2 separate regions of the Homo sapiens genome follow, and region 1 is linked to region 2. A link is an interaction called in ENCODE POLR2A ChIA-PET data of the cell type or tissue named here. Cell type or tissue: Panc1. All regions are shown on one strand. Each heading gives the region's core, and the rest is flanking DNA. Links, peaks and the distances in the headings are about the cores only.

The links. ChIA-PET counts read pairs that join two places held together with the same protein. Peaks named below come from ENCODE experiments on the same cell type or tissue, not always from the same donor. Only the 100,000 strongest peaks of a DNase experiment are listed, where the experiment ranks them.
Region 1: POLR2A ChIA-PET joins it to region 2 with 6 read pairs; 3 of 35 experiments call an interaction of 5 or more read pairs at or near these places.

The regions. Positions count from the first base shown.
Region 1 is chr17:82,381,588-82,389,904 of GRCh38, forward strand. It overlaps OGFOD3 (2-oxoglutarate and iron dependent oxygenase domain containing 3), which reads right to left. Exons shown (of 9, transcript NM_024648.3): 9 at 7,623-8,317. It overlaps LOC124904092 (a long non-coding RNA gene), which reads left to right and starts at 3,237. Exons shown (of 3, transcript XR_007065959.1): 1 at 3,237-3,363; 2 at 4,107-4,186; 3 at 5,859-6,092. RefSeq lists an enhancer at 3,738-4,423. In Panc1, for the core only: no CTCF peak of the experiment used is centred there; no DNase peak of the experiment used is centred there; H3K4me3 peaks cover 490 bases; H3K27ac peaks cover 3,661 bases.
Region 2 is chr17:82,251,645-82,259,961 of GRCh38, forward strand. CSNK1D (casein kinase 1 delta) reads right to left here. Exons shown (of 9, transcript NM_001893.6): 3 at 3,785-3,933; 4 at 1,372-1,600; 5 at 790-960. Among named protein-coding and RNA genes, the nearest start is that of CSNK1D, 18 kb to the right of the region's middle. RefSeq lists an enhancer at 657-1,856. In Panc1, for the core only: no CTCF peak of the experiment used is centred there; no DNase peak of the experiment used is centred there.

The DNA of each region.
Region 1 (8,317 bases), core at 12-8,011, 130 kb after region 2:
TGTAGGAGTGTGGCATGTGTGTGACTGGGACCCTGTGTCATGTGTACACGTGGCTGTGTAGGAGTGTGGTGTGTGTGTGACTGGGACCCTGTGTCATGTGCACACGTGGCTGTGTAGGAGTGTGGCGTGTGTGTGACTGGGACCCTGTGTCATGTGCACATGTGGCTGTGTAGGAGTGTGGTGTGTGAGACTGCGACCCTGTGTCATGTGCACACATGGCTGTGTAGGCGTGTGTGGGTGCATGTGTGTGCATGTATGCATCAAGACTTCACAGGGACACTTTAAAATAGCAACAGTGGGCCGGGCACGGTAGCTCACGCCTGTAATCTCAGCACGTTGGGAGGCCAAGGCGGGTGGATCACGAGGTCAGGAGTTCGAGACCAGCCTAGCCAACATGGTGAAACCCCATCTCTACTAAAAATACAAAAATTAGCCAGGTGCGGTGGCAGACACCTGTAACCCCAGCTACTCAGGAGTCTGAGGCAGGAGAATCACTTGAACCCGGGAGGCAGAGATTGCAGTGAGCTGAGATCAGACCACTGCACTCCAGCCTGGGCAACAGGGTGAGACTCCATCTCAAAAAAAAAAAAAAAAAAAAAGCAACAGTGTTAGCCCTTGGTGGGAAATTTTAGGTAGTTTTTTTTTGTTTTTTGTTTTTTTACTTTTTATACTTTTGAGTCTTTTCCAGATTTCTCCCAAAAGGTATACACAGCTTTAAAATCAGGATTGTTACTAAATTTTTTTAAGATGGGGTCTTGCTCTGTTGCCCAGGCTGGAGTGCAGTGGTGTGATCTCGGCTCACTGCAGCCTCCGCCTCCCAGGTTCAGGTGATCCTCCCACCTCAGCCTCCTGAGCAGCTGGGATTACAGGCACGCGCCACCACACCTGGCTAATTTTTGTATTTTTTGTAGAGACGGGGGTCTCCCTATGTTGCCCAGGCTGGTCTCAAACTCCTGGGCTCAAGTGATCCGCCCACCTCAGCCTCCCAAAGTGCTGGGATTCCAGGCGTGAGCCACCACGCCTGGTCTATTAAGAAGTTTGAATGTCTGAAGCCTTCATGGTTGCCTCAAACGTAGTCACGCCTGGGGTCGGTGAGTGCTGTGCGTCTCCTGCACACGGGGCTGTCGGGCGCCTGCCTTGGAGGAGGAGGAGGACATGGCATGCGAGAGGCCTGCAGCTGGGGAGGTCAGAGCTGGGCCCAGGCCTGCGTGTTCATCTACGCGTTGCCCCCCGTCCCCTGGGCCACCCCTGGAGGCCCTTCTCCTCCTCTCCCCTCCTCCCCTCCCACCCCAGGCCCTGCCCTTCCCTGGCACCCAACTCCCTTACTCAGACCTCATCCGGCCCCACCCTGACCCAGGTGTGGGGGTCCCGGGGCTCCAAGCCACCAGGCTGTGTGGACAGCCCCTCTTCTCAGCAGTCACCGTGGCCACCCCAGCTGTGTCCAGGGCTGGAGTCAGAGCCTGCTCAGGTAGGAGGGACACGGTGCCAGGGGCCGGTCGGGGGCGGCGACAATGGAGTGCATGGCACAACCCACTAGAGGGGTCGAGTGCCCCGCTGGGGATTTCAGCAAAAGTCCTTTCTGCCCTGAAAGCAAGAGTAAGACCCCGGCTCTAACAGGTCCTAGTTGACGTTGTCCATGGCTGGCTGCCCCCAGCACCACAGCTCTGCTGTGCCCACGGCCCCGACCACTGCCAGGCTCCCCTGGACCCTCCCTGCCATGTCCCTCCACCCCCCACAATGCCCCCCAGACCCTCCCCACAATCCCCGCAATGCCCCCCACCCCCCGCAATGCCCCCGGACCCTCCCCACAATGCCACTCACTTCCCCACAAGGCCCCCCACCCCCGCTGCAAGGCACCCTGAACCCCCCCCCACGAGGCGCATCCCTGCTGCAGGCCGTTGGCAGGTGTTGCTGGTTCCAGCATTCCTTACAAATGGGAGCCTGCAGCCTGCGGTCCTGCATGTCCGGACTCCAGTAGTTTGCAGCACAGCTGCCTCCCTTCTGCTGCCGGGGCCTGGCCGAGGGATCGCTGCCGCTGCTAAGGGGTGGCTGTCTGGGTCCAGCGCTGGGTGGGCAGTCGCTAAAGAAGTTGCTGTGAATGCTGCTGCCTCAGCCTCTGCTTTCGTTTGCCCTGGGTAGAACCCAGGGGCGGAATCACTGGGCAGGTGGAAGCTGTCTCGCTGTCTCCCTGTTCCCCAAAGCAGCTTCAGCCGTGCCGCGGACACTCACCGGCAAGGGACGAGCCCTCCTGTTTCCCCCCTGCAAGCACCTGGAATTTACTGGATATTAGGTGCACTTGGGAAAGGAATTTCTTTTCATAAAAGGCGACTGAAAATCCCTTTGTGAGACACTGACTGTGCTGGATCAGAGATTTTGTAAATTTGGGTTTGGCCTATGGGGTAAATGGTAGGGCCTGTGCTGGAGAGGCCTTTGCTGTGTGGGGTGTGCAGCTCCCCTGGAAGGCCCTGGGCAGTGGAGCAGCCTGGATGGGGCCCCCCCTGCATCAGGATAGGGGCTCGGTTCCAGCACTATCATATCCCCCCACCATGCCCACCCCTGCTACCCTCCACCCACACCCCCAGCTGCTTCAGCCCAGAGCAAAAATGGTGAGGGAGAAGGTGTCCTGGGCGGGCCTTGGTCCCGAGAACAAGGCAGCAGGTGGCCCATGCCTGGGGGGCAAAGGATCGCATGAATGAACTGTGTCCCCGGCTGGGGGGTGGATGTCTGGTGGCAGGTGCCTGGCGGCGGGTGATTGGTTTGCCAGGCGCCCTCACAGACTGCCCCACGTCTGGCCTGTCTCCAGGCGGCTCTGGCGTGGCTGGGGTTTGGTTTCTGATCGTTGCTCCCCGACCAGAGCTGCTGCAGGGCAGTGGGAGTGGACGCCACGTTCCCCAAACTGGCCTCAAGTTCAAAGGGGCTTTTTCAGACACCCCCAGGTCCCACCTTCCCGCCTTCCCAATAGAGCGTGGAGGACATGGTCTTCTGGGGTCCACGGCGGGGAGGGTGGGGTGCACCGGCGCGTGGATGCAGGGGTCTCAAGGCCCCAAGCCACACTTCACATGAGTTATTCCTCAACAAAGAAGCACCTGCCATTTAGAGCTGCTGAACTCCCAGGCATTCCAGGAACAGTGTGCTTCAGGAAGTGGGTTGCACCTCCAACCAGCAGGCTCCGCTGTTTACCTGCCCGGGCACGCTCCGCTGTGGGAGGCCATCCCCGTGGAATGGACCTCAAGGCGGCCCGCCGCTGCAGGTGGCAGCAGTGACTGCGCTTGTGGGGTGAGGCGGCCCTGGCCGGGGAGGATGGCTGGAGCTGCTTGGCAAAGACTTGCGCTCTTCCTGCCCTGAACCTGCACAGCATCACAGGTGCGCTCCTGGCCACCTGGAGGGTCAGCCCCGGGAGGTGGCGTGGTGCACGGGCCCCTTTCTGCCCCTAGGAAAGCACTTGGTGCAACCCATGCTGTCTGGCACCTTCCCTCATCACTCACAAGGGCAGGTTTTTCCATCTGAATTCCAGACAGATGACAGTCCCAGCTGGAAGCGAGGCTGCCAAGGCCAACGGCCAGGCTGTTCCAGACTCCGGCTTTTCCCAGGCCAAGTGCCCAGCCCCATGCAGGGGTCAGGGGAGGCCAGTTCTCCTGGGACTGACCCAGGGCCCAGAGGCGTCGCGTGCCCCAAGCCACCGGGACAGGTGCACAGGCTGGCACTGGCCCAAGGCTGGGTAGTTCTGGTCTGTCACTTTTGCCCACCTGCAGCCAAGGAGACCCAGGCTGGGAGGGCCTGGGGGGTGAGTGAGGTCACAGCAGGACACAGCCCCAACGGTCAGCAGCCTGGAGACTCCGGTCCAAGCCCCAGCCCCCTCTGCCCTCCCCGCATGGGGCCCCTGCAGACCCCACTGCCAGCTAGGCCTGGGATCTTCCTGTCACCTCCAGCCAGCCCAACGGGACCTCCTGGCAAGCCCCCCCCCCCACCCCCGCTTCCCTGAAGCCCACAGCAACCCACAGGCCGAGCGGCCTGGGCTGTTGGGTATTTCATGGCCCCGACGGGAGCCCCTTTGGCAGAGCCCACCACTGGGCTGCTCTCCAACCGAGTGCTCTCCTGTTTCACAGCTAAGGGACCTCGGCTCGAAGGACCACCCAGGCTGTGCCTGGGGCCCAGTGCTGGAAATCCCGGGAGTGGACACATGCAGGTGCCTGGGACTGACGGGTCCTCACAGGGCGTTGGGCCGGGCTCCGTCCGTCCAGGTGGCCTCCGGCACCCCACAGCGCGATTAAAAACACAGAGCTGTGTCTCACCCCAGAACTAGGAGTTGGCGGGAAACTGGAGCCGCTGCCCCCCTGCCCTTCAGCCAAATCTGGCCACCCTGAGCCAAAATTCCTCCCGGGGGCTGGGAGTCAGGCCGGGGCTGGGCCTGGGGCCTGACGGGGAGGGGCTGTCTCTGTCCCAGGCTCTCCTCCCCATCCTCCCTCCGTCTTCCCCTGGCCTCCAGTGATGGGGAGGGGCTGTCTCTGTCCCAGGCTCTCCTCCCCCATCCTGCCTCCGCCTTCCCCGGCCTCCAGTGATGGGGAGGGGCTGTCTCTGTCCCAGGCTCTCCTCTCTGTCCTCCCTCCGCCTTCCCCTGGCCTCTAGTGATGGGGAGTGGCTGTCTCTGTCCCAGGCTCTCCTCTCTGTCCTCCCTCCGTCTTCCCCTGGCCTCCAGTGATGGGGAGGGGCTGTCTCTGTCCCAGGCTCTCCTCCCCGTCCTCCCTCCGCCTTCCCCTGGCCTGTAGTGATGGGGAGTGGCTGTCTCTGTCCCAGGCTCTCCTCTCTGTCCTCCCTCCGCCTTCCCCTGGCCTCTAGTGATGGGGAGTGGCTGTCTCTGTCCTCCCTCCGCCTTCCCCTGGCCTCTAGTGATGGGGAAGGGCTGTCTCTGTCCCAGGCTCTCCTCCCCATCCTCCCTCCGCCTTCCCCTGGGCAGCTGGGGGCCAGAAGCCTTCTCCCTGGGACGCTAAGAGGCAGTCCCGGGGGGTGTGGGTTCAGGGGTGGAGGGAGGGGCCCAAGGAGAGGCAGGAGCCAGCGTACCCACCTCACCATGGGCAGGACTCCAGGGCCAGTGGGCGAGAGCACGGGAAGGGGGCTGGGCGGACAGCGAGGTAGGGATGCCAGCAAGTTCTGACCCGGGCTGAGGGGTCTGGGCTCCCCTCTGAGGACTGCATCCTCCAGAGCCCTGAACACGGCGCGGCCACCCAGGGAGGGCCCAGAGCAGGGAGGCGGCCACACACGCCAGCCGAAATGAAGATGCAGGGCAGGACTGGCTAGCAGGAGGGCCTGGGTGCGGGGTCCCAGGGCCGAGGGGCACGTGGGGACAGTGAGCCTGGCCTGGCCTCACAAGGGGCTACGGGGGAAGGAAAGCCCAGGTAGGGTCTGTCAGGGGCCCGAGCACCCACCCTGGTCTCCAGCCACAGACCCTCCCCGGAGCACCCGCCCTGGTCTCCAGCCACAGACCCTCCCCTGCCCTCTAGGCAGGGCATGCTGGCAGGCGGGGTGGGGCCAGCCCCCAAGGGTGAGCCGCCGGAGGTTCTGCTGGGAGCCTGGGGTCTGTGAGGGAGCGGCTGCTGCCTGGCATTGCCCTAAGCCGGCCAGGACCTGATCCCCACCCTACGCTGGGGCTGGGAGCAGACAGGAAGGACAGAGACACACGGAGAAGGGGCCCAGACCACGCAGAAAGAAGGTGTGTCTCGGCAGGGTGTGGCCGGCTCCCGGGACGCTAGACAGGAGCCACGGGGCCCCTTCCTGGGGAGGAAGGTGCAGCCATGCAAAGTGAGTCCAGGGGACGGCGAGGGGCCTGACCCGCTCTTCTCCCGAAACTCGGATATTTCCAGTATGTGTCCGGCGTCCCCAGAACGACACGGAGATGGACTGGCTTGCGGGGGACCCCACGTCCTCTTCCCCAACACGAGGAGCCTCGGGATCCATTTTCACTGCTGCAGGCACAGGGGCCTCCTCAGCTCCTCCTCGTCTGCTGTTCCTGTTTCGTCCTCTTCCTGCCTCGTGCTTCGTTGATGTTCTGCAAATTATTTAGATGTGTAAATGAAATAAATGGAAAATAACTCTCATTGCTCCCAGCTGGCCTAGCTCCGTCCCTCACCCACCTGCCTTGGGGGCCAGGAGGCTCTAAGATGTGAGGACGCTGGACAGAGATCAGACAGAGGCTAGACAGAAACAGCAGCCAGAGGGGTACAGAGGGCAGGAAAGAGACTGGACAGAGATGGACAGAGACAAGACAGAGGGGACAGAAGGGGACAGAAATTGGACAGAGATGGACAGAGGGGACAGAGGGGGAAAAAGATGGACAGAGACAAGACAGGGGAGAGGGGGACAGAGACTGGACAGAGACAAGACGGGACAGAGGGGGACAGAGATGGACAGAGACTGGACAGAAACAAGACAGAGGGGATGGGGTACAGAGACAAGACAGGGGACAGAGGAGGACAGAGACAAGACAGAGGGGACAGAGACTGGACAGAAACGGAGAGGAACAGAAAATGCATGGGCCGGCCAGGTGAGGGGCAATGCTTGGGCACCCCCAAATCACAGGGCGAGGACCGGTACTGGGCAGTGCCACGGTGTGACAGAGTGACGTGCAGTCAGGGACAGCGTCCAGTGTGGACGGAGCCTTCCTGATGCCTGAGCCACCCCTGAGCTCACGGGGCCACCCTCTGGCCGCGGGTCCTCCAGCTCCCCAGCCCAGAGCTGTCCAGCAGCAAGCGCTGACCTGGGAGACGTGCCAGGTGGCGAGTGGGCGTGGCACACACCGCTGGTGTCTCAGGCCCTTGGCTCCCATCTCGGTGATAAGCACAGCAGGGCTGGGCAGAGCCGGGCCAGGGTCCCCATCAAGAGAGAAGGTGGAGGGAGCAGAGGCCACCACGCTGCACACCAGGGCTGTGACCATGGTGGGGTGAGAGGTGGCTGCCACGTGGGTTCCTGGCAGTGACCCACACACCACACAGAGTCAGCTCCAGGCTGGCCATGGTGACGAGTCTTCCGGGATGGGACCAATGATGGGAGGGTCACGCCCGTTTCCCTTCCTTTGAAAACGAGTCTCCCATACATAAAAATGGACGGCTTTCCTTGCTCACCCTGTGGCCTCACAGGCCCCGACCACACACCCACACGGCACTAAGGCCCTCCCGGCCTCGGCCCTGCAGAAAGCCGGAGACCTCCGGGAACCCTCCCCGGAACCCCTCCCCGGAACCCTCCCCGGAACCCCTCCCCGGAGCCCCTCCCCGGAGCCCTCCCCGGAACCCTCCCCAGAACCCCTCCCCGGAACCCCCCCACCCACTTCACCGTCGTGGCCTCTGCTTTCGTGGCTTCCTCCCCTTCGTTCGTGAGAACTCGGGACATGTACACGGAGCTTTCCACACAACTCAAGAAACCCAGCCTTGGGGCTCTGTACTCCCCAGGCTGACATACGGCGACCTCGTGTTTCGGCTTTGCTTTCGCAATGCACGGCTGTGCGCTCGGGCCTGGCTCTGGTGGCTGCCGCGTGTTGGAGACTCTGTCCACGCAGGTAGCAGGGACAGGGCCACCGCCAGGTCAGGAGCACGGACGGAAGCAGGAAACATCTCCCTTCCCGACAGCAGGACTCGCCCTCCTAGATTCTTTATTTTGAAAGGAATAATCATCTTTGACTTTAATGAAACACTTTTACTTAAAAATAGATCACTCATCAGAGGACACACCTGAGACTCCAGTTCCTCCCTGGAACCTTCTAGCGGAACCAATCACCCCTCGTGGCTCCTGGAACAGCCTCACGTCGGCCACACCCGACACTTTCATCAGGTTCACGAGCACTTCTTGGGCAAAGCCCAGGGTGTGAGGATTCACTGCTGTGCCCACGTATTTTCCCACCTTTTTATTTTTTTAAAATGCCCAGGCTTCAATGATAAATTTTTTTTTGAGACAGTATCTTGCTGTCTCCCAGGCTGGAATGCAGTGGAGCCGTCACAGCTCACTGTAGCCTCGACCTCCTGGGCTCAAGCAGTCGTCCTGCCTCAGCTCCGAGTAGCTGGGACCACAGGAGCACACTGCCACGCCCAGCTACATTTTTTAAAAGTTTCTTGTACAGACAGCGTCTCACTATGTTGCACAGATGGGTCTCCAACTCCTGGGCTCAAGTGATCTTCCTACCTTGGCCTCCCAAAGTGCTGGGATTACCAGCATGAGCCATATGTTCCCACTTCAGAAGGAAATTCTTCATTCTGGCTAACACGGTGAAATCCCATCTCTACTAAAAATACAAAAAAAATTAGCCGGGCATGGTGGCGGGCGCCTGTAGTCC
Region 2 (8,317 bases), core at 200-8,199:
AAAACACCTGTCAGATTTCTAAGACCTGAAGCCTTGAGAAAGCATCGAAAAGTATTCAAGTCACGGCCGGGTGCGGCGGCTCACGCCTGTCACCCCAGCACTCTAGGAGGCTGAGGAGGGCGGATCACGAGGTCAGGAGATCAAGACCATCCTGGCTAACACAGTGAAACCCCATCTCTACTGAAAAAAAAAAAAAAAAAGTTCTAGAGCGTGGTGGCGGGCGCCTGTAGTCCCAGCTACCGGGGAGGCTGACGCAGGAGAATGGTATGAACCCGGGAGGCGGAGCTTGCAGTGAGCCGAGATCACGCCACTGCACTCTAGCCTTGGCGACAGAGTGAGACTGTGTCTTAAAAAAAAAAAAGAAGTCATAAAGCACAATTTAGTTTCATTTGAGGTGTGTATCCTGGGGCAATCCTACAAATGCAAAGGAAATCTCCCGAGCTCCTGGAGGGGGCCAGAGAGGGCAGCCACTGCAGAGAGAGGCCCCACCACTGCCTGTCCATCCCTTTCCAGCCACTTGGGGCCCTGAGGCTCGGGCCTGCCTTGCCTGCCATCTCTCCAGGGCCTCCAAGTACTCCCCACGCTGATGGGCACTTGGCAAGTAAGTCAAGATGAACAGGAGGGCAGGCTGTTACCTCCATACACAAAAGCGCCCCGCTTTCCTGCCACCACCCCTTTGGAAGGTGAGCAACTCTTCTGACAAAACCCAGACTGAGCCGTCTCGGCACACCCGACACATATGCAACCCCTGTGAGCAGCTCCGCTGAGAAGAGGCCTCCAGAGACTTACAAGGGTAGCCTTTACACAACACTTCGATGGGGGTGGACATTTTCTTCTCGCTAATCCTTTCGTATTTCTGTCTCTTGGTGGCAGCCTTCAGCCCCTGCCAGGGGAGAGAGCCCAGGTTGAAGTACATTAGCACGTAGCCCAGAGACTCCAAGTCATCTCTTCGGGATTGTTCTGAAAAGAAAAGGGAAAGGCGTGAAGAACGGCACTTGCGTGCTCACGTCAAAGCAAAAGACCCGGCTGGCCGTTCCAGTGGAGACTAGCCTCAGACACACATGCCCAGATCACTCCAGCTGGCACTTCCAGTGGAGACGAACCTCGGACACACATGCCCAGATCACTCTCACCCAGAGCTGCCCCTCATGCATACTAAGGAAATTCCCAAACACATCACAGGTGACTCAGAAATGTCCCAGCATCCGCCTGCCCCCATACACCTGGCAGTCACGAGCCAGCCTGTCTGCCGCAAAGGTCTGATGACACGCTTGCAGCCCCAGCTCCCCGAGAGGCTGGCCTCTCCCTGGGCTGAGGCATGGACGCGCCCAAAGGCACCCCAGGTCAGTGACCCCATGCCCAGGGGCTCACCAATTCCAAGGTGCGTGTTGATGGAGGCGTACCGCGCCGTCCCCGTGAGGTTCTTGTTCTCACGATAGGGGATGTGCTGGTGGGTGCGTGCATCCCGGTACTTCTTGGCCAGCCCGAAGTCGATGATGTACACCAGGTTGCCCTTCTTCCCCAGGCCCATGAGGAAGTTGTCTGGCTTCACATCCCGGTGGATGAAGTTCTTTGAATGAATGTATTCGATGCGACTGATCTGTGAGCAGAGCAAGGGCGCGAGATGGCACCCCAGGGCAGTCTCAGGGAGGGACCGCTCAACTGTGGGACACTACATCAGTGGCTGCATTGTTCCTGCCCCTCAGCCACAGCAGGGTAGTTTAACAATTAGCGAGGGGGATGCCGAACTGACCAAATTGTTCCCCCAGGTGCCTGCAGCAACCCTCCACACTCCACCCTCCACAGGCCTAGGCGCTTTGCCTTCAGCTCCCACAAAACAGAGAGGTGAGGCGACAGAGAGGGGACAACCCGCCACTAGACATCGGTCTCTCCCAGCACTGTTCTCTGCACAGACTACACACCAGGATTAGCAGAGAAACTGCACGGAGGTGCTTAGGAATCACGTGTGTTCCTGAGAGACTGAGGAACCCACTGAATGGAAACGTGCTATGCTGGTACCGAGAAGGTGGCCTCCAAGCCAGTGAGCTGAGCCACCAGAGCCTCGAGAAGCCAGTGAGCTGAGCCACCGAAGCCTCCAGAAGCCTCGAGAAGCCAGTGAACTGAGCCGCCGGAGCCTCGAGAAGCCAGTGAGCTGAGCCGCCGGAGCCTCGAGAAGCCAGTGAGCTGAGCCGCCGGAGCCTCGAGAAGCCAGTCAGCTGAGCCGCCGGAGCCTCGTGAAGCCAGTGAGCTGAGCCGCCGGAGCCTCGAGAAGCCAGTGAGCTGAGCCGCCGGAGCCTCGAGAAGCCAGTGAGCTGAGCCGCCGGAGCCTCCAGAAGCCAGTGAGCTGAGCCGCCGGAGCCTCGAGAAGCCAGTCAGCTGAGCCGCCGGAGCCTCGAGAAGCCAGTCAGCTGAGCCGCCGGAGCCTCGTGAAGCCAGTGAGCTGAGCCGCCGGAGCCTCGAGACGCCAGTGAGCTGAGCCGTCGGAGCCTCGAGAAGCCAGTGAGCTGAGCCGCCGGAGCCTCGAGAAGCCAGTGAGCTGAGCCGCCGGAGCCTTGTGAAGCCAGTGAGCTGAGCCGCCGGAGCCTCGAGAAGCCAGTGCAGTGCGCTGAGCCGCCGGAGCCTCGAGAAGCCAGTGCAGTGCGCTGAGCCGCCGGAGCCTCGAGAAGCCAGTCAGCTGAGCCGCCGGGGCCTCGAGAAGCCAGTGCGCTGAGCCGCCGGGGCCTCGAGAAGCCAGTCAGCTGAGCCGCCGGGGCCTCGAGAAGCCAGTCAGCTGAGCCGCCGGAGCCTCGAGAAGCCAGTCAGCTGAGCCGCCGGAGCCTGGAGAAGCCAGTGCGCTGAGCCGCCGGAGCCTCGAGAAGCCAGTGAGCTGAGCCGCCGGAGCCTCCAGAAGCCAGTCAGCTGAGCCGCCGGAGCCTCGAGACGCCAGTGAGCTGAGCCGCCGGAGCCTCGAGAAGCCAGTGAGCTGAGCCGCCGGAGCCTCGAGAAGCCAGTGAGCTGAGCCGCCGGAGCCTCCAGAAGCCAGTCAGCTGAGCCGCCGGAGCCTCGAGACGCCAGTGAGCTGAGCCGCCGGAGCCTCGAGAAGCCAGTGAGCTGAGCCGCCGGAGCCTCGAGAAGCCAGTGCGGTGAGCCACCGGAGCCTCGAGAAGCCAGTCAGCTGAGCCGCCGGGGCCTCGAGAAGCCAGTCAGCTGAGCCGCCGGGGCCTCGAGAAGCCAGTGTGCTGAGCCGCCGGGGGCCTCGAGAAGCCAGTCAGCTGAGCCGCCGGGGCCTCCAGAAGCCAGTGAGCTGAGCCATCGGAGCCTCGACAAGCCAGTGAGCTGAGCCGCCGGAGCCTCCAGAAGCCAGTCAGCTGAGCCGCCGGAGCCTCGAGAAGCCAGTGAGCTGAGCCGTCGGAGCCTCGAGAAGCCAGTGAGCTGAGCCGCCGGAGCCTCGAGAAGCCAGTGAGCTGGGCCGCCGGAGCCTCGAGAAGCCAGTGAGCTGAGCCGTCGGAGCCTCCAGAAGCCAGTGAGCTGGGCCGCCGGAGCCTCGAGAAGCCAGTGAGCTGGGCCGCCGGAGCCTCGAGAAGCCAGTGAGCTGGGCCGCCGGAGCCTCGAGAAGCCAGTGAGCGGAGCCACCGGAGCCTCGAGAAGCCAGTGAGCTGAGCCACTGCAGCCTCAAGGCTGAGGCTCAGCAAATTTCCATTTCCTCTGTGAATTAATGGCCATAATAATGGCAAGAACAGCACAAGCGAGTGGCTGATTCTATCAGACAGCAAGTGTGTGCCAACTGTCAGGAAACAGTCCTTACCATTTGGTCAGCAAGCAGCAGGACGGTTTTGAGGCTGAATTTCCTGGAGCAGAAGTTGAAGAGGTCCTCCAGGCTTGGCCCCAGCAGCTCCATCACCATGACGTTGTAGTCCCCCTCTGCCCCGCACCATCTGATGGTGGGGATGCCCACTAGGCAAGGAAATCAGACACAGTGTTTCAGTCCAGGCCCTGCCTCAGCTCCACACTAAGTCTGCACTGTGCACACCAAGGGGTCATGGTGACAATCCTGAACGGGGGAGGGGTGGTGGAGGTAGAAGACCCCGGCAACGCCGCTCCTCAGGGACCCATCCTCGAGATTAGGCCCCATCTATTAGCAAATGGCCTGAGGCAGACGTTGGATGAGGGCCAAGCAGACAGGAGCTGTAAGGGGGACAAGGAGGGGATCGAAGCCCCACCTCCCCGACTCCCGTCTTCTAGGGCAGGGGGGCAGGAGACACAGAAAGCAGCCACGATGTGGGAAAGAAAAGAGCTCAGGCATAAAGGAGCAGCAGAGCCCGCCAGAAACGTCACACAGGAGATGGGAGGAGAGAAAGCAGCTACCGTGGGTTAGGTGAGAGAAGAAAATATGTTCAATTACTCCGATGTTGGTAGAAGTATTTGACTGGATAAGAGAAAAGCAAAAGCAATGAAAACTTTTTGGGGATTTACACAGTAACCCAGGATTGAAATATACAAATCAGGGAAGTGAAAATAAAGACACAATAAATCCAACAGGAAGAATTTAAAGATGGCTGCATAGTATCAGTGCTGAAGGCATAATCAACACTATAAAGGCACACGGGCCAGGTGCAGTGGCTCATGCCTGTAATCCTAGCACTTTGGGAGGCTGAAACGGGAGGACTGCTTGAGCTCAGAAGTTCGAGACCAGCCTGGATAACAAAGGGAGACCCTTGTCTCTACAAAAAATTCTGGAAATTAGGTGGGTGTGGTGGCACGCTTCTGTGGTCCCAGCTACTTGGGAGGCTGAGGCAAGAGGATCACTTGAGCCCAGGAAATGGAGGCTGCAGTGAGCCGTGATGGCACCACTGTGCTCCAGCCTGGGCCACAGAGCAAGACCCTGTCAAAAAAAAAAAAAAAAATCCATTTTAGAAAAAATGGGTGAAAGACCTGGACACTTCACCCAAGACGTTACGTATGAAAAGTCAACGACCACAAGAAGATTCTCAGAGAGATGGAAAACACATGCTGGTAAAAACATGCACAGGAATGTGCACCGCAGCCTCACGCCACAGTCAAATTCAAATGCTGCAGCAACAGGTGGGTTTCTCAAAATGCCACCCCCAAAATACGTCCTTTGGTCCTATTTTTTTTTCTCATATCCACAAGAACATGTCTCTTCGGTATGTTTTCACAGCACTGGATCCGCAACTATACACATGGCTCTACACACATACGGCTTGTGAACGGCCTGGATAAACCTTTTATGTCCTTCCATGGCAAGACAGATTTTTAGTTTAGTCTTAAAGCAAGTTTTGGTACCACTAGGGAAATTCAATTCATTTAAAAAATTGTTTCATTATTTTATTGTTTTGAGACGAGGTCTCGCTGTCACCCAGGCTGGAGTGCAGTGGCACCATCTCGGCTCACGGCAACCTCCGCCTCCTGGATTCAAGCAATTCTCCTGCCTCAGCCTCCTGAGTAGGTAGGACTACAGGTGGGCGCCACCATGCCCAGCTCATTTTACTGGCCACATGTATCGCCTCTCCTCTGAAGGCATGTATTTTTTTTTTTGGCTAAGTTTTTCTATCATGGTATCTTTTTCCTATTCATAGTAGTTCTTTATAACTTCTAGATACTAAACCACTGCAGGTTTTTTGTGAGGCAAGTATCTCTCAGTTAATGGCATGTTTTTTATTTTCTTCTGGAGTTTCTTGATGAAAAGACTTTTCATGAATATGAATGCCTTAATCTTTTGCTTTATGAGTGCTTTCAGTATCTTACATTAAAAAAATAGTTTCTGCCCTCAGCGTCAAAAAGAGATGCTATTGTTTTTTTTTAAAGTGTTAAAGTTACTTCTACTTCTAACAAAAACAGTAATAGGGGCCTGATTCGCCCTCACACCTTAAGTAACTAAGGGAAAGAACAAAACACACACCCTCACACATCACAGGGTGGTTTCCACAACACTGGGCCCGGCCAATGACTGACAGCCGTGCCAGCCAGTGACAGCTGTGCCTGAGGGCGGGAAGGAGCCGTGAGAGGGCGCCCTGGGCTGCCCCCTGCACTGCTGGGAGCATAAGCACAAACGCCAGACTGAACAGATCCATGGAACCCAACCTCATCCCAGAAGAGAGCTGAGGAGGAGCCTGCAGAATGTGGAAGAGCACAGCATGCGTGACATTCTCAATGTCCGGCATCCAAAGTGGAAAACAAACCTGGAGTAAGAGGTTAACTGAACAGACCCGGATGTTCACATCAGCAGGGAAAGCCATGAAACGTTACTACAGATTTCGACTGTATTCCACCGTCGAAAAGTTTTTTAACTGGCCAGGCTCAGGCCTATAATTCCAGCACGTTGGAGGTGGAAGTGGGAGGATCACTTAAGTCCAAGTTTGAGACCAGAAAGAAAACATACTGAGACCCCCGTCTCTACAAAAAAATTTTAAAAATTAGCTAGGCATGGTGCTGTGTGTCTACAGTCCCAGCTACTCGGGAGGCTAAGGTGGGAGGATGGCTTAGGCCCAGGAAGTCGAGACTGCAGTGAGCCGTGATTGCACCACTGCACTCCAGCCTGGGTGACAGAATGAGACCGTCTCAAAAAAAAAAAAAAAAAAAGTTAAAGGCATGAGGCATATACATATATATGTGTATTTATGTTTCGGTCTTTTATATATATGTATATATTTATATAAAAAACATAAATGTATATATAAACCTGAACATATGTGTATATATATATATTATATATATGCAAATACACATCTACTTTCAGATTTGGGAATAGTTGCATTCTGCGTCACAGTCGAGCATCCCTAATCTGAAAATCCAAACTGCCCCCATTAGCATCTCCTTTGAGCATCATGTTAGCACTCATAAAGTTCCCGACTTTGGGTGTTTCAGATACTCAACCTTATTACGGATTTGTGAATTCTTTTCTCTCTCTAGATGCAGCATTACGGATTCCCAAATTCCCTTTCTCCACTCCAATGAGTCACAGTTCCTTCTTCTTAATACTCATTTTGGAGTTTTCACTGTCCCAAATTTAGGCAACAGATCACCTTTCAAACTTTTTCCCGTACCTCATAACAAATGCCTGCCATGTGTTCCAGATTCACCTTCTTTCTTTCTGCCCCAGCCCTGGAATCAGCTGCTTCTCCAAGCACTCAGGACTCCTCTTAACAGAGAATGATAAATACTTAGAAACCCCTGAGGCCCGGTGTGCTCAGTGTTCTAGGCTGTCCTCCTTCTAAGCCCTTCTCGTGGCCAGAACCACACAAAGTATCATCACGACAGCTTTATAGTAAGTGCTGGTGTTTGCAGGGCAAATGGCCCTCTTCTTCACAAGTGTTTTAATTAATCCTGGACTTGCACTCTTCTCAGTGAATTCTAGTCACCTTGTCAGGAAAGAGAAGTGGCTGGATGTCGATGGGAACGTCATTGAATGTTAAGAGCAACTTTGGGAGACCTGACACCTGGCATCTTCCTTTCTCTGAACATAGAGGAGAATTAAGCAAATCTTCCTTAAATGTCCTTCAATAAAGTTTATATATTTTCTGCATGCAGATCTTATCTGTCTTAAAATTTACCCCAGATACCTTTTTGCTACTGTAAGCATTATGTTTTAAATTACATTTTGTAACCAATTAAATTGTTGGTTTAACAAAATGAATTGATTTTATATTTTGATCTTAAATTTGCTCAACTCTCTAATCTGTTCTGAGATCCCTATTTAGGAAATTACATCACATCACATGCCAGTAACAGCAGTTTTATTTCTGCCTTTTTCACCCTCTGCCCTGCTGAAAACAGTGTTGTGAGGCTGAGGATGATGTGGGTTACACAAAACTTGGCTGCACTGCAGGGGGGAATGGAAATCTACATAACCACCTTGGAAAAATCGATATGTATCAATATGCAGACGTCTGCGTTATCCTGCAGAACTGGACATTTGCACGTACCAAGCAACAGCCACTGCAACTTCACACGTAGGTGCTGGCATGTGTGCCCCAGACACATGGACAAGATGTGCACAAAAGCACTGTCCCTAACAGCAAATGCTAGAAGCTCCCCAGGGCTCAACGCAGTATGAGTCAGACGAAGCTACTGTATACAGCTATGTAGATGATCAAACAATGAAAATCAATTACCTAGAGCTGCAATCGATGGGGAAGAATCTCAGGAATACTCTGGGTCAAAGAAAGGTACAGAATACAGACTGCATCGCGTAACACTAAAACTTTCATGTATTCAAAAGACTATGTGGCATGGACTCCTGATCCATCTGAACTGATGGTGTACTGAGTGATGTGACTGATGGTGTACTGACTGATGGTGTACTGACTGATATGACTGA